7 separate regions of the Homo sapiens genome follow, and regions 2, 3, 4, 5, 6 and 7 are each linked to region 1. A link is a contact called in ENCODE Hi-C or POLR2A ChIA-PET data. All regions are on one chromosome and are shown on one strand. The core of a region is the stretch at or near the end of the contact, and the rest is flanking DNA. Distances in the headings are between cores, read along the strand shown. Region 1 holds the start of ARID4A (AT-rich interaction domain 4A). Region 2 holds the start of HIF1A (hypoxia inducible factor 1 subunit alpha). Region 3 holds the start of FBXO34 (F-box protein 34). Region 4 holds the start of GCH1 (GTP cyclohydrolase 1). Region 5 holds the start of SOCS4 (suppressor of cytokine signaling 4). Region 6 holds the start of MAPK1IP1L (mitogen-activated protein kinase 1 interacting protein 1 like). Region 7 holds the start of CNIH1 (cornichon family member 1).

The links. A loop is a pair of places that touch in the nucleus more often than their neighbours do. ChIA-PET counts read pairs that join two places held with the same protein, here RNA polymerase II (POLR2A). Pooled maps may share reads with other maps.
Region 2: a loop to region 1 is called in a map of naive thymus-derived CD4-positive, alpha-beta T cell, with 4 times the contacts of the local background. The contact joins the promoter of HIF1A here to the promoter of ARID4A in region 1. A Hi-C loop is called at or near these places in 1 of 168 maps with a recorded cell type or tissue (naive thymus-derived CD4-positive, alpha-beta T cell) and 7 of 50 pooled maps. POLR2A ChIA-PET finds 5 or more read pairs at or near these places in 1 of 52 experiments (activated B cell).
Region 3: a pooled map shows a loop between it and region 1 (9-fold over the local background). The contact joins the promoter of FBXO34 here to the promoter of ARID4A in region 1. A Hi-C loop is called at or near these places in 2 of 37 single-sample maps with no recorded cell type and 6 of 50 pooled maps. POLR2A ChIA-PET finds 5 or more read pairs at or near these places in 1 of 52 experiments (GM12878).
Region 4: a loop to region 1 is called in a pooled map, with 11 times the contacts of the local background. The contact joins the promoter of GCH1 here to the promoter of ARID4A in region 1. A Hi-C loop is called at or near these places in 5 of 50 pooled maps.
Region 5: a loop to region 1 is called in a pooled map, with 10 times the contacts of the local background. The contact joins the promoter of SOCS4 here to the promoter of ARID4A in region 1. A Hi-C loop is called at or near these places in 6 of 50 pooled maps. POLR2A ChIA-PET finds 5 or more read pairs at or near these places in 2 of 52 experiments (OCI-LY7 and common myeloid progenitor, CD34-positive).
Region 6: a pooled map shows a loop between it and region 1 (10-fold over the local background). The contact joins the promoter of MAPK1IP1L here to the promoter of ARID4A in region 1. A Hi-C loop is called at or near these places in 1 of 168 maps with a recorded cell type or tissue (sciatic nerve) and 10 of 50 pooled maps.
Region 7: a pooled map shows a loop between it and region 1 (9-fold over the local background). The contact joins the promoter of CNIH1 here to the promoter of ARID4A in region 1. A Hi-C loop is called at or near these places in 6 of 50 pooled maps.

The regions. Positions count from the first base shown.
Region 1 is chr14:58,297,118-58,299,817 of GRCh38, reverse strand. ARID4A (AT-rich interaction domain 4A) reads right to left here and starts at 1,263. Exons shown (of 24, transcript NM_002892.4): 1 at 1,118-1,263; 2 at 1-20. PSMA3-AS1 (PSMA3 antisense RNA 1) reads left to right here and starts at 1,681. Exons shown (of 4, transcript NR_029435.1): 1 at 1,681-1,863. RefSeq lists a silencer at 174-693 and enhancers at 1,324-1,413, 1,524-1,573, 1,594-2,013, 1,310-2,033.
Region 2 is chr14:61,694,205-61,697,006 of GRCh38, reverse strand. It overlaps HIF1A (hypoxia inducible factor 1 subunit alpha), which reads right to left and starts at 1,494. Exons shown (of 15, transcript NM_001530.4): 1 at 1,168-1,494. The coding sequence starts at 1,202. It overlaps HIF1A-AS1 (HIF1A antisense RNA 1), which reads left to right and starts at 1,184. Exons shown (of 2, transcript NR_047116.1): 1 at 1,184-1,300. RefSeq lists silencers at 1,036-1,135, 1,436-1,735 and an enhancer at 1,806-2,175.
Region 3 is chr14:55,270,140-55,272,839 of GRCh38, reverse strand. FBXO34 (F-box protein 34) reads right to left here and starts at 1,419. Exons shown (of 2, transcript NM_017943.4): 1 at 1,303-1,419. It overlaps FBXO34-AS1 (FBXO34 antisense RNA 1), which reads left to right and starts at 762. Exons shown (of 2, transcript NR_184222.1): 1 at 762-958. RefSeq lists a silencer at 868-1,367.
Region 4 is chr14:54,901,480-54,904,179 of GRCh38, reverse strand. GCH1 (GTP cyclohydrolase 1) reads left to right here and starts at 1,354. Exons shown (of 6, transcript NM_000161.3): 1 at 1,354-1,859. The coding sequence starts at 1,517. RefSeq lists silencers at 1,000-1,639, 2,050-2,099, 2,110-2,169.
Region 5 is chr14:55,025,821-55,028,520 of GRCh38, reverse strand. It overlaps SOCS4 (suppressor of cytokine signaling 4), which reads right to left and starts at 1,285. Exons shown (of 3, transcript NM_199421.2): 1 at 1,050-1,285. It overlaps WDHD1 (WD repeat and HMG-box DNA binding protein 1), which reads left to right and starts at 1,422. Exons shown (of 26, transcript NM_007086.4): 1 at 1,422-1,493; 2 at 1,718-1,810. The coding sequence starts at 1,734. RefSeq lists enhancers at 546-1,072, 1,073-1,600 and a silencer at 1,395-1,444.
Region 6 is chr14:55,050,302-55,053,001 of GRCh38, reverse strand. MAPK1IP1L (mitogen-activated protein kinase 1 interacting protein 1 like) reads right to left here and starts at 1,355. Exons shown (of 4, transcript NM_144578.4): 1 at 1,199-1,355. RefSeq lists silencers at 785-944, 1,295-1,534 and enhancers at 1,565-1,764, 1,304-1,993.
Region 7 is chr14:54,439,982-54,442,796 of GRCh38, reverse strand. CNIH1 (cornichon family member 1) reads left to right here and starts at 1,423. Exons shown (of 5, transcript NM_005776.3): 1 at 1,423-1,550. The coding sequence starts at 1,470. RefSeq lists enhancers at 1,080-1,139, 1,016-1,814 and silencers at 1,220-1,489, 1,530-1,889, 1,900-1,949.

The DNA.
Region 1 (2,700 bases), core at 14-2,513:
TATCTTCGCAGTCGCTAGAACTATGGGGAGGGGGAAAGACAGGCACAGACATAATCAGTCAACTGCGGGGAGCGACCAAGGGAAAGAAAGTAAACAAACGCCAGCGGGGAGGGGCAGAATCCTCACCAGCCAAGGGACAAGACCCCTTACGAGGGCAGCCAGGACGCAGGAGCTGAGGGGGCAGCGAGAACCCCACGAGCGCCAAAGGGCAGCCCGTTCCGCCCCGGAGCTCGCCAGCGGCCCACCGCGCCCCCGCCTCGCTGGCCACTTTGACCCGGAATGCTCAACTCGGAGCTCCAGGACAGATAGCTCCGGAAAAGGCCAGAGCTCCCTTCGGGCTTCCCCAGGTCCCCCGCGGAGACGACCGCCGAGCCTCCGCTCCGCGGTCCCCCGGATACCCCGACTTCGGCCCGCGCCCCGCCTCCGCCGCTCGGCCCCCTCGGCCCGCCCCGGGCCCGCGGTGGCGGCAGCGGAGTGTCACGGCGCCATTGCTCTCCTTCCTTCGCTCTGCACCATGTCAGAAAGGAGAAGCGCTCCTTCACCCAAAGGGGCAGGGGCCGCGGCCTTCAGCCGGGAGCCGCCAGAGCCCCGGGGGACCCGCGTGGGGGAGGGGGCGGGGGGCGGAGGGGAGGAGGAGGGGAGGTGGCCCGGACAGGGTGTGGGAGGGGAGGGGAGCCGCACCGCAGCAGCCGCTGCCTCCTCCCAGCGCCCGCCTCAACTTTTTGTACAGCCCAGAGAGGTATCAGCTCGTAGCCCCTCGAGTCCTGCCACGGACTCCGCAGAGGTGGACGCGCCGCGGAGTTGGGGGACGGCTCCCCCAAGCAGCCCGCTCTTCACCGCGCGGAAGCAAACTTAGCGGCGCGGCCAGCCCCACAGCCATTTTCCCGGGAACCCGAGGAAGCGGACGAGGAGGCGGCTGCAACTGCGGCGGCGGTTCCTGCAGTTGCTGCCGCTGGTCAATGGCTGGCCCCTTCCCTTGCGCTCGCCGTGCCACTTGCCTAGCATCCCTCTCCCCACCTCCAAAGCTTCCAACTGCACCGGGACCTCGGGCAGCAGCAGCTGCTGCTACTGCCACTTCGTCCATTCAGTATCCCCGGATTCCCCTCTCCCCACCTACCAACTGCGGGTGAAGTGCGCGCTGTCAGCTCCAGAGTCCTCCTCCCCTCTGACCTCCGTGGGCCCCCGTCCGGGCAGCACCACTCCCAGCCGCGGCTGCAGTTCCTGCGCCGGGTTCCCCACTCGCCCCGATTTACTGCCACAATCCACCAAATAACAAGCTGTTGAGCAGACTCGCTTCTACACGAACTCCTATTGGCTGCTCATGACGCCGAAGAGCTTCGGATAGGACCTCGCTACCTGCCGTCCTCATTGGATGTAGCTGTGAAACTTCATGGATTGGTGAGAAAAACAGCAGGTAGGACATCTTCCACTTATGATTGGCTTTTTCCGAAAACCAACTTTATTGGAGAGTTGGTTATTGAGTAAGCAAGTCCTGAGAAATGATTGGTAGAGACGACTCCGGATGTGCTTGACTGGGCACTGATTGGTGAATTGAGGGGTCAGGAAGAGCAGTTCGACACGAGGATTGGCGGCGGAGTGTCCCATGGAAACGGAACCCAGAATTGCAGCCAGGGGCTTGCACGGGGGCGGGGCAGGGTCTGTCCAAGGCGCTTGCGCTAAACCAGCTTGTCGGCGCCATTTTGTCTCGGCAGCGGTGGCCGTAGCTCCATCGCATTTTATGTTTCTGGCGAGAAGGGAACGGAGTTTTCATCAGGTAGATTGGTTTTTGTGCGGCCGTCCTCCACCGTTTCCTCCAGGACAGCACCTAGTCGTGGCCGGAGGAGTCTCAGAGCTGTCAGAAAGGTCAGTTGGAGGCTATGGTTGTCCGATTGACTGGGGGGATGGCGCAGCCCTAGCGGCACCGGCACCGGAAGTGAAGGGGCCGCAGGCAGCCATGGTAAACTTCTCCCTGCGGCGGGGTGGGGAGAAGGGGCGGGATGAATGGGGGCGAGGCTTCCTCTCCCGCCGAGATAAAGAGGTGGAGGAGAGGCAAACGTCTTTCTTGGAGGTTCTCTTTCGGGTTTTCGAGAATGTGAGAGATTTTCTGGGTTCTGTCCCACTGCAATCTTTCCTGTCTTTGGAAGTGCATTTCGGGGACTTGCCATGTTCTCCACCTGATTGGCACCAGCTGTGGGAGCCTTCTTAGTTAAGACAGGGAAGAAGTGGTTCTTAGAAACATCCTGCATGGGTAGAGGTTTCCGCGTGCTCCTCACGGGATAAAGCTATGAGGAAACTGGAGAAAGCGCTGGCTTTCTGGATGCTGAGGAATTTACTTGCCAGCGCAGACGCTTCTTCTGTGACCTTAGACAAGGGTCTGTCACTCTGCACGAGGCTTATGCTACTTTTTGAAAGCAAACAGTGGTTTTGCAGGGACTGAAAACATCTTAGACAAAAGGACGTCCCCGATAAGATAGACGTTGATCTTTTTCTGTTAACATCTTATATTCTGTTAAACGAAACACACATTTTTAAATAGCGGAATTGGAGTATAAAATTGACTAGTTTTATAGAATGGAGTAATTTTTAAAATGTGACATATCGTCAGTAATCCACGTGGACTAAATTTTCTCAGTAAGAAAACAGCCGAGCAGAATCAGTTTTTTATTCGTAACAGTAATTTTGCTCAAAAGTATTCATAAA
Region 2 (2,802 bases), core at 245-2,744, 3.4 Mb before region 1:
AAAATGCCAAAGTGGGCAAAATTGTGTGTGTGTTGGGGGATGGGGGAGTCCGCTCTTAACACCACTGGTCCAACTCACAATTCTTAATCTCTAATGTACCCCTTAGACTCAAACTTCAAGGTGATTTATAAAACTTGCATTAAGTTCTAACCGAGTGATTACTTACTTTAGATATATGTTGACGGTTTTCCTTTAATATACTTCAATTTCAGGAAAATGAGACAGAGTTCGAAAATTTTTGCAACATTTTAGTGCCGCATTTCATTCACTCATCATATACTTTTTTCAGTATCATTAAAACTGCCTAAATTTAACCAGCCCCTACATTTTCATTATTTGAAGAATGAATGAGGCATATATTCATTTATAATATCTGCGTTCTCGTGACAGGTGATATGAACTCAAGTATCCAATTCTGAAGTTCTCTTTAAAATGTTGCCATTTCCCTAAATTCCCATTACTCTGACTCTCAGTCTAGGCAAGTTTTTCAAGGCGATTAAAACGAAACAAAACCTGCACGTGCAAACTAAAAAGTTCGCATCTTAAGGCCATCGCGGCAAATCCCTAATGCACAAAGGCAAAGACACCCGCGACGGCTGGACAACTACAGGACAAGATCGCATCCGACCACGCGAGTCCCTCAGTCGGGAACTCAAGGCCCCAAGTCCACTGGAAAGCCAGGACCAGCGTGCAGGGTCCGCCCCAGGGCCGAGTTTTCAATGGAACTGGAGAGGATGGGGGCGGGAAGGAGCGGAAGCTCCGGGTGCAAACCGCGGCTACCGAGCTGCAGCTCATTTCTCTTCCCGGGGTTTTCAGGCTGGGTAAAGTCCCCTCCGGATGGGGCCACAGAGCAGGCTGGGTTTTTGAGGCGGGTAGGTGGGCGGCGCGAGGCCCCCACGGCCGGCGGGGAGGGCAAGCAGGGCTCAGACCCCGGCCCCTGAAAGCACTTTCGAGGCGTCTCCCACCCCCCACGACAAGATGGCGACGTGGACAGCGGGGGAGCCCGGCCGGCGAGGTTGGGGGAAGAGAGGGGAGGGGAGCAGCAGCAGAAACAAAAAGGCTGCCCCCCCCAATCCCATTAACGCCGAGGCCGGCCCAGGAGCCCAGGGCGGGCAGGCGGGCGGGGTCGCCGGGGGAGAAGGCGGCGGGCCGAGGGAATGGGCTTACTTTTTCTTGTCGTTCGCGCCGCCGGCGCCCTCCATGGTGAATCGGTCCCCGCGATGTCTTCACGGCGGGCGGCCCCCAGGCTCGCTCCGGCCTAAGCGCTGGCTCCCTCCACACGCGGAGAAGAGAAGGAAAGGCAAGTCCAGAGGTGGGGGTGCGAGGCGGGAAACCCCTCGTGAGACTAGAGAGAAGCGGGCGGCAATCGCCGGGGTCCGGGCCCGGCTCCGAGCCTCTCCTCAGGTGGCTTGTCAGGGCCCAGCCCGACACACTGGCCGAAGCGACGAAGAGGGTGATCCTCCTGTCCCCTCAGACGAGGCAGCACTGTGCACTGAGGAGCTGAGGCAGCGTCAGGGGGCGGGCAAGGGCGGAGGCGCGCTCGGGCGCGCGGGGAGGGGAGAGGGGGCGGGAGCGCGCCCGCTCGCCTGCCCAGGCCGGCGCGCGCTCCCGCAAGCCCGCCTCACCTGAGGTGGAGGCGGGTTCCTCGAGATCCAATGGCGAGCGACGCAGGCGGCAAGTCCCCACCCCAGCCCACGCCGCTCTCAGCCAATCAGGAGGCGGTCAGCTGAGGCACAGCTGGGACGGGCTGCGACGCTCACGTGCTCGTCTGTGTTTAGCGGCGGAGGAAAGAGAAAGGAGATGGGGGTGCGGCTCAGCCCGAGTCTGGGGACTCTGCGCCTTCTCCGAAGGAAGGCGGTGCCCGGCTTTGGGAGGCGCTGCTGAGAAGGGATTTCGGTTGCCTGGTCCCAAACATGCATCATATTTTCCTACTCTTGGTGCAGTAATGTAATGCTCCTGCTCTCTTTCTCCTCGGCCTCAGTGCTGGGCACGATTGCCGCCCAACTCTGCTGGGCTCTCTGTTCAAAAAAGCAGACTTCGCCTCGTGGCAGCAAGCCCTTCCTTTGGTCTCGTTGCTCAGATGTGTTACAACGGGGTCTTTCCTTACCAGATTACCTAACCATGGGTCAATGTCACCCACCGCACTCTTTGCCACGGAGCACAGGGGAACTCACCTTGTCTACTAAGTTTTTCTGTGGCGGAGTTTACTTACTGAATAAATGCAATTAAAAATAAAAATGAACTCCTGTTGCTGTAAACTTCAAGGGAAATAAAGTTGCAGGGAAATCTTAAAATCTGAAACTATGTTAAGCATTTGCAAATAGGTATAAATGACTTTAATAAGCATATAAACCAATTTCAGGGAAAGAGTAGAAAAAATGGCCTTTGGCAACTTTGCAAGCTACTAAACAAAACATAATCACTTTTGTCTTTGGAGGCATAAACTTCAAGCCTGTCAGTCTTCTAAAAGAAAAATATGTTTTGAGCCCAACAAAGTAGCATTGCACATATATCTCCACTTGGCGCTAAATTATTTTACTTCTCACCTTTGCCTTATGAGTTTCTTGTTAAAACCTAGCTTTGGGTTGTAAATATAAATATCTGTAGTGGCTTTCAATTGTATTAGCATGTAAAAACAATGGTCTATATAGAAGCATCAAACTCTGACAAGACAACAACCAATGTATACAGCACCTCTTTTTAACTGGTCAGTAGACCTACAAAGATACGATTAAACATTGACCTTAGCGGACAGGGTGGTTCCAGCTACTCAGAGGTGTGAGGCTGGAGAAGCCTGGGTGT
Region 3 (2,700 bases), core at 170-2,669, 3.0 Mb after region 1:
CCTGGAATATGTTTTTATATTAAGTTATAGCCGGGTCTCAGTAAGAAAGCAAGAAAACAGCTTGTTGCTGACTTCTAAACCATGGTAGCATGGGGTGGTAGCATGGTACCATAGGGTGGGATAGGGACAACCTGGATAAATTAACTCCTCAGGTAATTATTATTTAAGACAAATGTTGGATTAATTCAAACTCCTCCCTCCCTTTACAACAGAAAAAAAAAATCATGTAAGATCCACTCTCCCTCCTCCTGGCCATTTTCTAACAAAAAATGCTAACAAGCAGATAGATGTCCAGTTAAAAAAAAAAAAAAAAAGCAAACTGATTTATCAACACTAGAAGTGGTTCTCTTTTTTTTCAGTAATTCTGATTGCAAACTATCAAACTACGAATTTAGCTTCCTAAAAGGCTTTTTACATTACACCCTCCAAAAAACCTCCTACCCTGACTTAAGTTTTTCTAAATCAAATGTCTTATACTGAGCTGTACTCGCAACGCTTGCTGGACAAGAAGTTAAAGAAATTGACAACTATTACATTAAAATTGCAAAATGCTGATACCGAACAACTTTCGATTCAAATCCACTGCGATTCCAAGCGTTCGTGGAAGACAACTTCCTTTTTCTACCCTGCGGGTCCCCCCGGCCCTTCCGTGAGCCCAGGTCCCCGCCCGGGCCTGCAGTGACATCCCAGGACCCATCTTCTGACGTCACAGACACACGGACCCACAGCCCTATGACTTCATCGTGGACTGAGGACGAACCGCAGTCGACTTGCGCCAGCCCAGAGGCTGGGGAGGCGTCCGAGCCTCCGTCCCGCCTCGTCGTTGAAGAAGGTTAAGGACAAGCGCCAGCTCACCTGCGCTGGGGCAGGGAAGGGCAGAGTGGCCGAGCCCGGGAGGGCGCGACAGGGGCGAGGCGACCCCAGTCCAGAGGCTGACTTCCTCACCGCCCTGGGTCCCGTAAGTGGGAGCGCCGGTCCGGTGCAAGCTCACGGCCTATCCGTGAATCTCCTCGGCTTCAGCGGGGACCCAGGACCCCGCTCCCTACCCGCCCGACCCTCCGTGGCCCGCGGGGACGCTCAGCGCCCGGGCCGTGCGCGCGGAAAGAGCCGCACCGGAGGAGGCGCAGGCGGCCGGGTCCCTACCCCGGACCCGCGGGCGGCGCCCCCGCCCCCACCCCCACCCGCCCCGCGCCCCGGGAGCGCAGGCAGGCGGCGGTAGGGGGCGGGGAGCGGCCACGGTGGCCGCCGCCGGACCCCAGTCGCGCGGCCCTCGCGCCACGCCCCACCTCGGCCCGGACCCACCTGCGCTCCTGCCCCGGCCGCGGCCTGGCCCGGGGCTGCACCAGCCCGACGCAGTGGTGGCGGCAGCAGCGGTGGCGGGAGGCCTGGCTCACTCCCCACCGCTGAGTCGGACCGAGCACCCAGCGCGGCGCGGCGGCGCCCAACGCTCGCCCCGAAACCCATTTGTTTGGCTAAAACGGAGTGACGTCACGCGCCGGCCCAATCGACGGTTGGCCGGGGGAGGGGCCACGGATCCAGAGTTTCACGGCGCCCCCTGCCGGACACTGGGGGCGGGAAGGGGGAAGTGAAAAGGGAGACCTGGATGACGCGTCTGCGGCCCCCAAGTGGTAGAGAATGAAAGTTTGAGCACGACTGTAGGGAAAGGAATCAAACCTCCCAGGCCAGCCAAGAAGGGTAGTGACGCCAGGGTTCAATCAGCAGACATGTCAAGTTTATGAATATTCGTGGGTGGACCTGAAGCTGTAAATGGTCTCAGATACTATTAGATAACCTAGTAGACCTGGATCCTCATACTGGTTCTGCTGCTAGCTTGGAAGGCTGGGGTTCAGAGTTTCAATTTGTAAAATGACAAAATTGGAAAGGTCCCTTCTGACTCTCTTTCCTATGAAAATCATGGCAGGGATACCGGTCAGAAAGTAGATAAACGTTGAGGCTGACACGAAACTGTTAAAGTCTGTAGAAGCTTAAGGGCTGGTTAATGATGGATATAAATTTTTAACACTTTATATTCAAATCAGAGGGCCAGTGAGGAACTTTTGATTCCCAATCTTTAAGCTTATTATTGTTTTCATTGTGAAAATAATATTAACCACATTGAAAAACATGAGGACAATGTATTTTCTTCTAGACCTTTTGCCCCATCACATATATTTTACTACACTGTAATAGTAGTTGTACGCGATTTTGCATCCTCTTTTCACTTTTATAAGCATTCCTCATATTTCCACATAAGCTTCATAACCAGTTTAACAGCTGCATAAAATTACATTAAGTGGACATAAAATTTACTGCAGTAATTCTCTATTTTTGGACATAACTTGTTTCCTTCATTCACTTTTTGCCATTATAAAGAAATCATAGAACATCTTCATGAATGTAGATTTTTAAAGATACCCAAAAGTGAAATTACTAGGTGAAAAAGACTATCAACACTTTCACAGTTACTAATACAAACTGCCAAATGATTTTTAAAAGGTTGTACCAAGTTACACTTAAACCAGCAACTTTGATTTTAGCCAGTCCTTAACAAAAATAATTTTGTCCAATTATAAAACTACTGTTGTAAAATATATGTGTAAAATCTTAAATATTAAAACGTAAAAACAAAATAAAAATATTTCCCATAATCTCATCACCAAGAAATAACCACTCAGTATCTCCATCTAGACCTTTATCTAT
Region 4 (2,700 bases), core at 105-2,604, 3.4 Mb after region 1:
CCTATTGGTTTGTTTGATCCTAAGCCTATTAATACCTGCTTCTATGTCAGAAAATCTACATTAGGCCAGGCATGGTGGCTCACACCTGTAATCCCAGCACTTTGGGAGGCCGAGGCAGGTGGATCACCTGAGGTCAGGAGTTCGAGACCAGCCTGGCCAACATGGCAAAACCCCACCTCTCCTAAAAATACAAAAATTTAGCCGGGCATGGTGGCAGGTGCCTGTAATCCCAGCTACTCAGGAGGCTGAGGCAGGAGAATCGTTTGAACCCAGGAGGCGGAGGATGAAGTGAGCCTCAAAAAAAAAAAAAGAAAAAAAATATTATTTTGATACATGTTTTAAAGCTCACCTTCGGCATTATGAGATAATCCCTCAAGTGAGGAAAAAGGTCCATTTATTAATCTCAAAGAAAACAGTTACAGCAGATGTCACTGGTTAAGAGTTCAGTTGGTGAATAGCATTTCACAATTTGTACCAACATCTGGGGAAAGACGCTTTGCATGGAACTGTAAAACAATTGAGCACCAAATCTGCACAACTGCGTTTCTAGAAAATGCGATGGGTTTTATAGAGATGAGGTCTTGCTATGTTTTCCAGGCTGGTCTCGAACTCTTGGCCTCAAGCGATCCTCCCGCCTCGGTCTCCCCAAGCGCCGGGAGTACAGGCGTGAGCCACCGACGGAAATGGATTTTAAGTGAAAGTCCTATCTTCGTTTGCAAATCAATTTTTCCAGGATCAAAGTTCTAGCAACCATAAATCCTATCCTTCTAGACATAGGGACCCACATAAGGGCCACTTGATGTGACACTTGCCCCGACAGCGGTGCCACCTGGCCCCTAGGTGGCAGGTGCGTTTTTAACTAAACCCAAGAGTCTGAAGTCACATTATTCTCTTGCCTTGAAAGCTTAAGAGTTGGTTCCTAATCGGTGGCTTAACTCGGTCTCTCTCCAGGCAAGGCCACCTGTTTGCTGATCTTTCACAGGGCGAGGGGACCGGAGCCCTTCAATGCAGCGCCCTCTTGGCCTGAAGAGGGGGCGACTGGGCGCCCAGACCGCGTCTTTCTCACTGAGATCCCAGCTCCTGGACGACTGCCTCTTTTCGGGTTCGGCTCATTCCGCAATAAGTGGAGGGGTCCCGCCTGATCCTAGGGGCCGGCGCCCTTTTCCTTCCCTCCCTGCGCTTGCGAACCCCTCCGGGCGTCTCCGGAGCCGCGACCCCTGCTGGGGACCCCGGGGGCGGGAGGCCGAGGGGCGCGGCGAGGGCCGTGACGCGAGGCGGGGCCGGCCAATGGGAGCGCTCCGCGGCGCAGGCTGAGCCGCCGGGCCATAAAAAGGAGGCGCGGCCGGGCTTTCCAGCCTGTGGCCGCTCCCGGCTCGGAGTGTGATCTAAGCAGGTTGCGTACCTTCCTCAGGTGACTCCGGCCACAGCCCATTGTCCGCGGCCACCGGCGGAGTTTAGCCGCAGACCTCGAAGCGCCCCGGGGTCCTTCCCGAACGGCAGCGGCTGCGGCGGGTCCATGGAGAAGGGCCCTGTGCGGGCACCGGCGGAGAAGCCGCGGGGCGCCAGGTGCAGCAATGGGTTCCCCGAGCGGGATCCGCCGCGGCCCGGGCCCAGCAGGCCGGCGGAGAAGCCCCCGCGGCCCGAGGCCAAGAGCGCGCAGCCCGCGGACGGCTGGAAGGGCGAGCGGCCCCGCAGCGAGGAGGATAACGAGCTGAACCTCCCTAACCTGGCAGCCGCCTACTCGTCCATCCTGAGCTCGCTGGGCGAGAACCCCCAGCGGCAAGGGCTGCTCAAGACGCCCTGGAGGGCGGCCTCGGCCATGCAGTTCTTCACCAAGGGCTACCAGGAGACCATCTCAGGTCAGTGCGCCCGCGGGCTGCTAGAGCGTGCGGGCGGCGGGGGCGGTGCTTGCAGGAAACGCGCGCCGGCTCCAGGAAGTTTCCGGAGTTGCCTCACTTTTGGCGCAGGAAGCCGGGCGCTGTCACCTCCGAACCCGCCCTAGCCTGCCGCCCTGCCGAGGCCCTGCGTGGGGCACAGTCGGGGCTTCCTGGGTGGCAGCGACCTCTCAGCCCCGGAACTCGCTGCAGCCGCCTTCCAGGGGCCCTTCCCGCTCCCAGCGCGCAGCCCTCCTAGAACGCCCCGGGTGGGCGTGGACGGGAGCCCGGAGCCCTCTCGCCTGAGCGCCCAGCGCGGGATTCTCGGGGTACCTGCGGTTCCAAACTTGCCCACGATAAGGATCACCTGGGCACTTGCTGCGGCGACGGCTTCCTGGGTAGTTCCTTATTGAGATCCCATTGTCAGGGTGTGTATCTGGATTGAAGCCTCGGCGCGATCCTTCCCCGAAACCTCGGGGACCTGCATTCCCACTGATTTGCCAGGGGATCGGAGTCTTAGAGTTGTGCTTTTTTTTTTGTCCACCTCAAGTTTACTCCAGTTCAGGACATTTACAAAATTCGGCACAATTTTGGGCACGGGCTTCCCCGGAGTTTGAGGTGTGAGGTTGATTGGGTGAGTTTGCTGCTGAAATCTGTTTCCTCCCCCCACCCCCAACCCCGCAAAAAGCAGTAAAGCTACTCCGGGATTCGGAGGGCTCCGTGGGTTCCAGGACTCAGTCTCATCCCCGCACCCTCCCACCCTAAAATAAAGCCGGGTTGACCCGGTGCTGTTAGCGTCTGAGGCGTGTCGGCTTTTCACCCAGAG
Region 5 (2,700 bases), core at 36-2,535, 3.3 Mb after region 1:
GTTCATCTTGAACTCTATGTACTCTAGCCAATGATATTGTTACTTGAACGAAAAAATTTATAAGCCAGTCTATCCAAAAAACAAATGATCTCCAAAAAAAAAAAATTAGGTCACTCAGAAAGCATCATCTCTGGTACCACTGCTCTTTCGGGAGATCAACAGTGGGTTATTTTTCCACAAATCCCAAGTTGTTTTTAAGCCAATCATTCTTCCTCTTCATTCATATACAAACCTCAGCGTCTAGCAAGGCTATCTGGAGCTCTAGTACTAAAAACAACGCCTCACACAATGCCACCCACGGTAAGAACACGACGGTTTGCCTGTGTGTTTGCAACTTTTCACAATGGAACTAGATTGAAAAAAACAATAGGGAAACCTCTTCAACAGAAAAACGTCTCAGGTAATAAAATAAATGTGATTGATACTGGAAGGTATCACAAAAACGCAGAAAAATTCTCAAAGATAAGTACAAATGAAAGAATATCATTCTGAAGGTTTTCATCACAGGCTGCTGTACCAATATGGAGAATGAAGATACAAGAAAAGCATAAACTTAAACTTAGTGGCCAAGACTTTAGCAGATATTGCATGGATCAAATGTAAGTGCTCAAGGCTACTAAGTTATAACTCTTCTTTTGGTTATAAATATTCACTTCAGTAAACTTTAGGTGGGATCTGAATAGAGAACACAAGTTACTTTCTTCATAACGGATATATAGAGTCGCAAAGAATAAGCATTAATTGAGCATTAATTAATTATACCTTCAGGTACCAAGAGAACCAACCGGAACAGAAATTAAGTCATTCCTTCTTTATCTCTACAGAAGCGACAAGGTGAGGGCACGAAGGATGCCAAGATTAGAGGCTCTAGAAGATCTCGCCTTCTTTTCCAGAGAAGATGCTCAAAGATCTGTCTGCTAACTGGGCCCCAAGAAAGAGACCGGATCCTTTTAGGGATCCGGATATTGTTTCCTGGGAGGAGAGCCTGGAGGGCAGGAACAAGACCCCGGCCTGCGAGGCCAGGCAGCGGCCACCCTTCCCCCACTCACCTCCCGGAGCGCAGCTTAACTGGGGTTGTGCGAGTAACTGCTGCCATCACCATCGCCATCAGTCTGGGCGCTTGCTTAAGTGGAGAGGGGAGGCCCAACCACTCCTGCACCTCGTGTAGGTCTTACAAAGCAGATGCTTTTCTGCCACCCCCAACCCCGCTTCGGCGTTCCGGTCCCAACCCAGCCGTCACGGTCATCGCCTCCGCCGGTTCCCTGGGCGCCGCCACCACTTCCGTGTTCAGCTCCCTCCCTTCCTCCCTGATTTGCCCGGGCAACCGGCTAATTTCCACGCGGAGGGCGCCGCAGCTGACGCCACCACCCGGCGACCTCTGTCGGGACCTGCGCTGGGCGTGGGCGGGTCGGCGCAGGCGCAGTGTGGTGAGCGAGCCGAAGCGCGGGAAGCAGCTCTTGTGGATCCTCAGTGGCGGAGGCTCGGTCACCCGGGTGAGTCCCCACTCCGGCTGCCCGCGTCCACCAAGGAGATGCGTGTTCCCTTTCCGGCTTATTGTCTGACAGACCCTCTGCCTTATCCCGCTGGTGTCACTCGGGTGGGGGAAACCGGGCTGCGGAGAACGGGCCCTAGAGGAGACTAAGCTCTCTTCCTATCCCTAGCCTCGCTGCTTTTCTCTTTTGAAATAATAAGACTGGCTTTTATAAAACATTTTCAGATAGGTAAAGGAAAACATGCCTGCCACACGGAAGCCAATGAGATATGGGCATACAGAGGGACACACGGAGGTCTGTTTTGATGATTCTGGGAGGTAAGGTTCTTTGAGAAACAACGTTTTAGGTGCAAATGTTAAAACATTTATCCTTAAACTTTATATGTGCAGTCAGCTAAAAATGACTCATGCGGATAGAGGAATAATGTTGAAATCTAAAATGGCACACATATTTCTTTAGATTATTGTTTGATTCGGGCCGTCATGGTAGTTGTAGTATATCGACAAAGTTATAATCGTACTTCCAGAGGAGTTGGAAAGATGCGAGCTTCTCTCCATATATTTTCCCCTTCCCTGCATCTTACATTATTAATTTTGTCAGATCACTAGTTACTGCCTACTTGTCAAATTCAGTGGCCTGTTCTGTTTGGAATGATATCCTTCCATGCCTTTAGTGATGCTATTTCCCTTTTTGCTTATTTTTTTTTAACTTTTTGACGGCTTAAAACAATTTTTTCCTCTGATTCCTAAACTATAATATTTTCCTACGGTTATTCTGGTCCCTTTTATCTTTCCAAGTCCCATTCTTACGCACTACTGCTCGATTGCACGGCTTCCACTGTCGCTTCTATGTTGATTGATTCATTGAAAAAATACTTGTGTGTCTCTTTTGCTGGGGACTACAGATAGAATAGAGCGAACCAGACACAGTCTTTTCCTCCTTTGAGCTTAAGGTCTTTTTGGATTGACAGGCATTGAACACAAATTAATCACAAAAATAAATGTGTATTTAGAAACAAGTAATATGTGCAGTGATAAACATGTATGAGGAGAAGCTCATCTAGTTAAAGGAGTCAGGGAAGGCTTCTTTGGACAAGTGTTTCTTGAGACGCCATCTGAAGACGGAGCAGGCATTAAGCAGTATAAAGAGATGAGTGGTGGTGGCGGTGGGGTGGTGATGTTGGCATAGTAAGCAGAGGCAATACTGT
Region 6 (2,700 bases), core at 106-2,605, 3.2 Mb after region 1:
TGGATTATGGGGTGCCCCACTCTGCTGGGGGTGTTATCTCTCGTCTAACATGACTTTCTAAAAAGATGAAGATAAAATCCAAGTATTTTTGAATTCAAAACACACTAGCTTCAAAAGTTTCAGTTAAGAGACTGGGGATGGATTTTACCCATTCCGCCTGGAGTGAGGAAAAGAACATTCCAATATTTGCAATTCACTCCAAGTTTCTGAAGCAAACTCGCTTTGCATTGTGGGCTCAGAGATGCCAGCATGAAAAATTTCTATTCTTCCCCCAAAGAACACCAGTGAACAAAGAACTTATGAAATGTTTCTGAAGGCTACCTTTGCCTGTAATGAGGGTTCCTTTTCGAAACAGACCTTTACAACCCCCAGGTGTGTATTTCTCTAGTAGTAAAACTAAAAAAAATTCTTGCGGTCGAGTGAGCCTGGCTTCATGCTTTAACACTGGAATCTTTACCTATTAAAAGCTGTACTCTTGCTTTTCAAGGTAAAGAGGAAAACGGTCCAGCTATGCATACGCTATCGCAGGTATGTGCTCCTCAGTCCTAAAAAAGGAGATCACTGAATTCTGCCCTTCTCGTGGTTTGCCCTGGGTATTCATCTAATGTATCCGTGAGCAATTCCTCTAGTAAGTCATAACCAGAACGTTGTCACACTGCGGATTAACAAGCGCCCGAGACTCTTGTAAGAATCTTTTCAGGCCTTTCCCTTTTTATTAAAAATTAATGAATGAGTGTAATAGGGTGGGGGTAGAGGGGAAATCGGGGCCAAGGGGCGCGAGGCCGGCAGCCGTTTAGGGACGCACGAACAAAGGGAGTCCGGGATCAACCGGAGCGAACCGGCCTCCTAGCGGGTCGCGCCCGCCGGGAAGGGGTGGGGGAGGGGCCGGCCCGCGCCCGCCCCGCCCCGCAGCCAGACCTGACGTCAGGCGCCCAGAAACCCGTCGGGCGCGACGTCAGCGGCCTCCGACACCTTCTCCCTGGGGGGCGATCCCCAGGCAGCCCGCAGCGTGGAGGAAGGCGACCGATAGAAACGCTTAGTCCTGGTGCCAGGCAGGCGACCACGGCCCGAGCACTGGACGTGACTCGATGCACCTCGGTCACCGCGCCCGCTTCCCGCTTGGCCGCGCCCGCGGGCTCCGCAACCCCAGCTCCCCGATTCCCCTTCACGACTCCCACTAGTACCGAAGCAGCCTCACCCGGCAATATCCGAGACCGCAGTAGGGTCTAGAAGCGGCGATGGGTCCGAGGGACTGGGCCCTGAAGACGCGGGCGCAGCCTGACTGACGGCAGCTAGAGCAGCGGCGGCAACAGCACCAGCAGCGCGCGGCTCCTCCTGGCGCCGGAACAGGAAGCGCCGAGCGCACCGCCTCCGCCCGTTCTCCCCCTCCCCTCAGGCCGCGCCGCGTGCGCCTCCCGCAGGCCCCTGGCGGTACTGCGGCCCGCCAGGCCTAGGGGGATGGGCTCCACCTGGCGCCGGCTCCGGGCCGCTTTCCCCTGGTGGGCGGGCTAAAAGCTCCCAGAGTTTCCGGAGTTCCGAGGACTCGGAGGAAACGCCAGTGGCTGCCGATGTTCACGGCTTCCCGGCGGAAATTGCTAACTTGTCTTGAGTTGCTTGAGGGCTGATTCTGGATTCCTTTTGCTCAGCGGTTTTTACAGCTAGGCCTCGAAGGAGGCTGGGTATGGACGCGGTCTGATTTCGGCCTGACCCGAGGACTCAGATCCTCGGGCCAAAAGTGGGGAGAGGGAAAATATTAATACAGGAAAGGGAAGACGTTTGCAAATAGCTTGACAAATTGATATTTGCTTTCTTTGTAGATTTTTCCTCATCAATGCCTCTTCTCCCATGTTCTTTTTTGTTGTTTTTGAGACAGGGCCTCTGTCACACACGCTGGAGTGCAGTGGCGCGATCTCGGCTCACTGCAACCTCTGCCTGCTGGTCTCAAGCAATCCTCCCATCTTAGCCTCCGAGTAGCTGAGACTGCAGGCATGTGCCACCACATCCGGCTTATTTTTGTGTTTTTGATAGAGATGGGGTCTCACCCTGCTAGCCTCAAGCGATCTGCCCGCTTCGGCCTCCCAAAGAGCTGGTATTACAGGTGTGAGCCACCGTGCCCAGCCGCCATCTTCATTTCTGAATAAACATTACCTCCTGTGTCAGGCACAGATGACATGACCCCAGTCAAGGAACCTACTAACTAGCAATAAAGATGTCGTGATAATTATATGGTGTGCAAAATATATACATATATGCAATATACTTTTTTTTTTTTTTTGAGACGGAGTCTTGCTCTGTCGCCAGGCTGGAGTGCAGTGGCGCGGTGCGATCTCGGCTCACTGCAACCTCCGCCTCCCGGGTTCAAGCGATTCTCCTGCCTCAGCCTCCCAAGTAGCCGGAACTACAGGCGCGCGCTACCTTGCCCAGCTAATTTTTGTATTTAGAGACGAGGTTTCACCACGTTGGCCAGGATGGTCTCGATCTCTTGATCTTGTGATCCGCCCTCCTCGGCAAAGTGCTGGGATTACAGGCGTGAGCCACTGTGCCCGGCCAATATACATTTTTTAAGATATAAAAATATCCTAAAAGTATGTGGTACACTTGCATCTTGCTTTGTGTAAGGCATTAGTGAGTGAGTGGGTGGCCATTTAACCATGAACTTGTTTAAAGGAAGACATCCCTGGATGTTTTCCACAGCACACA
Region 7 (2,815 bases), core at 174-2,673, 3.9 Mb after region 1:
AGTGTTAGGATTACAGGCATGAGCTGCTGTGCCTGGCCAAAAGTAACTTGATAATTTGCACACAGGTGCCACATAATCCTGGTGGTACAGGTTGTACTGTCCAATACACTAGCCACATTTTACTTAAAGTGATGTGAAATTTAAAGTTCAGTTCCTCAGTCATGCTAGACAATTTACAAGTGCCCAATGGCCACATGTGGCTAGTGGCTACTGTATTGGGCAATGTTTAGGTATCGAAAATTTTCACCATCACAGAAGGTTCTATTGCACAGCACTGGACAGACCCTGCTTCTAAACTATTCTACGCAATTTGCTAGGTGAACGATCTTTAATGCAAATCTAAACATGGTCTTCTTTTGCTCAAAAGCCTTCAATGATTTTCTCTTCCATCAGCAGCAATCAGTTAATAGAGTTTTTTTCTTTTAAAAATGGTTGTAATGGAAAGTTAAATCAATTTTGAATCAATTTTGTGTGTTAAGACCAGCATTAAAAACAAGTAGCAAAAGAGAGAAGGGAAAGTACTTATGGATCATTAGTACAGTTTTGTGAAATTTTTGTTTTGGTCATATCTATATTTCTTTGCCTCTATAACTAGATTTCCACCTCTTCATAACTTGATGTCTGTATGATATTCCACTGGGTTGCAATGAAAAAAATCTTTCTAGTTGTGTGTGGTGAGCAAAAAATTTGGGCTTATGGGATAAGAAGTCTGAGCTCCGTAATGAAGCATTATAAGGCCCTCTATGATCTGATCCCTTGCTAATTCATTTCTAAGTCTCACCACTGTCTTGCACTTAGGTTCCATTAATACAGAATTGCTGCTGGTTTCACCTGAGACACGAAGCTTTATTTTTCTTTTCTTTTTTCCATCTCTGTTGCGTTTCCTCATTCTGAACTGTTTCCTTGGACTGCCAGTTCTACCTTCTTTTTGCCTGGAGAACTTATCATCATCTAAGGCCAACTTAGGAAACACCTACAGCAGGAATCCTGCCTAAATGCTCCAGGGCGGGCTGGCTGTCCTTCTTTGACCTTTCAGAGCATCCCACACACATCCGTTTACGGGGTTATAATAACGTAATTATTTATTTAGGTGTTCATTTCCGGCACTATACTAAGTTCTTTCAGTGCAGGTACTATCTTATTCATCTTTGTATCTGAAGCGAGAAGCGCGGTACCTGTAACAAACTAGGCATTCATTCAATAAATATTTGTTGAAAGAATAAACGCAAGAAGGAAGGAAAAATCAATCAACAACTGTGCGGACAATGTCAGTGCAACGCAGACTCCGGCCATCAGAGGGCGCCGGGGCGGCTGGGCTGGTGCGCAGGCGCGCTGAGAGGGCTGGCGCCGCGGCGGTAGCGGTGGCGGTCGCGGCTGTGGCCGGGGGAAGTGAATGGTTTTACCCAGAGGGCCCTGCGCCGCCTTTCTCCGCTGGCAACGGCGCCGCTCCCCGCTCCTCCTCCCCAGCCATGGCGTTCACGTTCGCGGCCTTCTGCTACATGCTGGCGCTGCTGCTCACTGCCGCGCTCATCTTCTTCGCCATTTGGCACGTGAGTAGCTGGGGCTGGGGAAAGGAGGGCGAGGCGGCAACACAGCCTCTTTTCGCCCCGGGCCCGCGGTCCGGGCCGCCACGGCCGCCGGGGCTTTGCGCGTCGGGGATGCGGCCCGGCTGGCACGGGCCGCGCGGCGAGGGGTCTGGGGGCCGCGGGTACTGGAGGAGCCGGGGCGCGCAGTCGCCAGGTGGACGCGCCCGCGTTGCCTCGGCACAGGCCGCGCGCACCGCTACTCCTCCCCTACTGGATGGGGCGGCCGCGGTCCAGGCGGGCGCCCGCGGTTCCGCGCTGCGTTCGCACCGACCTCTGCCGGCCCGCGGCCCTGCATTCCCGGGGAGGATGTCGACAGCGCGGTGGGACGGCCGTAGTGTGAATGAAGTTTTCCGAATTTTTGTTAATACAGATTGACTTTCTTTTAGGGTTTCCACAGAACTGTGGCCAAAATGTAACCTACTTAGGGTGAATTTCCAACTCTACTTTTCAGCACTTGTTCGGTGCTCTTCAAATCAAATCACTTTTTTTCTCTTTTTCCAGATTGTTGTTTCCTGGTGAACTTTGATGCAAGTTCAATTGATTACTTTGTTGATTGCATGTGCGCGTTTCCCCCCCAAATCATACTTTGACCGCTGGAGTTTCAACAGGCAGCTTTCCAAGCCACCCTTATATTCAGGATTGCTTGATTTAGTAGAGGGAGTTTTCATTTGATTTTGAGATGCTCAGAAACCTTAAGCTTTTCTGGGGCAGTATTTATTTCTGTTACACACATCATCATCACTATTGCAGGGTGGAAGCACAGCCTTACTGGTCCCTCTAAGGAAAAAGTCGTAAGTTCCCTGTGACATAGTTCTACAGAGATAAGAATTTCTGTTGCTTTAGCACAAAATTAAAAGCCTTGAGAGCCTTCTGGAAATCATTCATTAAAAATTTATCTCATACTTGCTTCTCTTTTCCCCATATTCCAGTGCCTTCTGGAATGTTGCTTTTAATTTGAATGACCGCGTTCACTCTTACGTAGATTTTAAGTCAGGTTTCATCATGCCAGTAACAAGGATTTCTATGAAACATACGGAGGGGCAGAATGATTAAACAGCAGCAGCGTCTTGTGCAAAAAAGTCTCGAAAGTGGAAGCATATCACAAATCCATTCCTTTTTGCTAAGCAGTGTGATTATGTTTACAATTATTTTAGGACCTGACTGCTTATTGTAATCAGGAATACTTATGTAGGCTATTAACTGTGTCGGAAATAACTGCTACCTCAGAA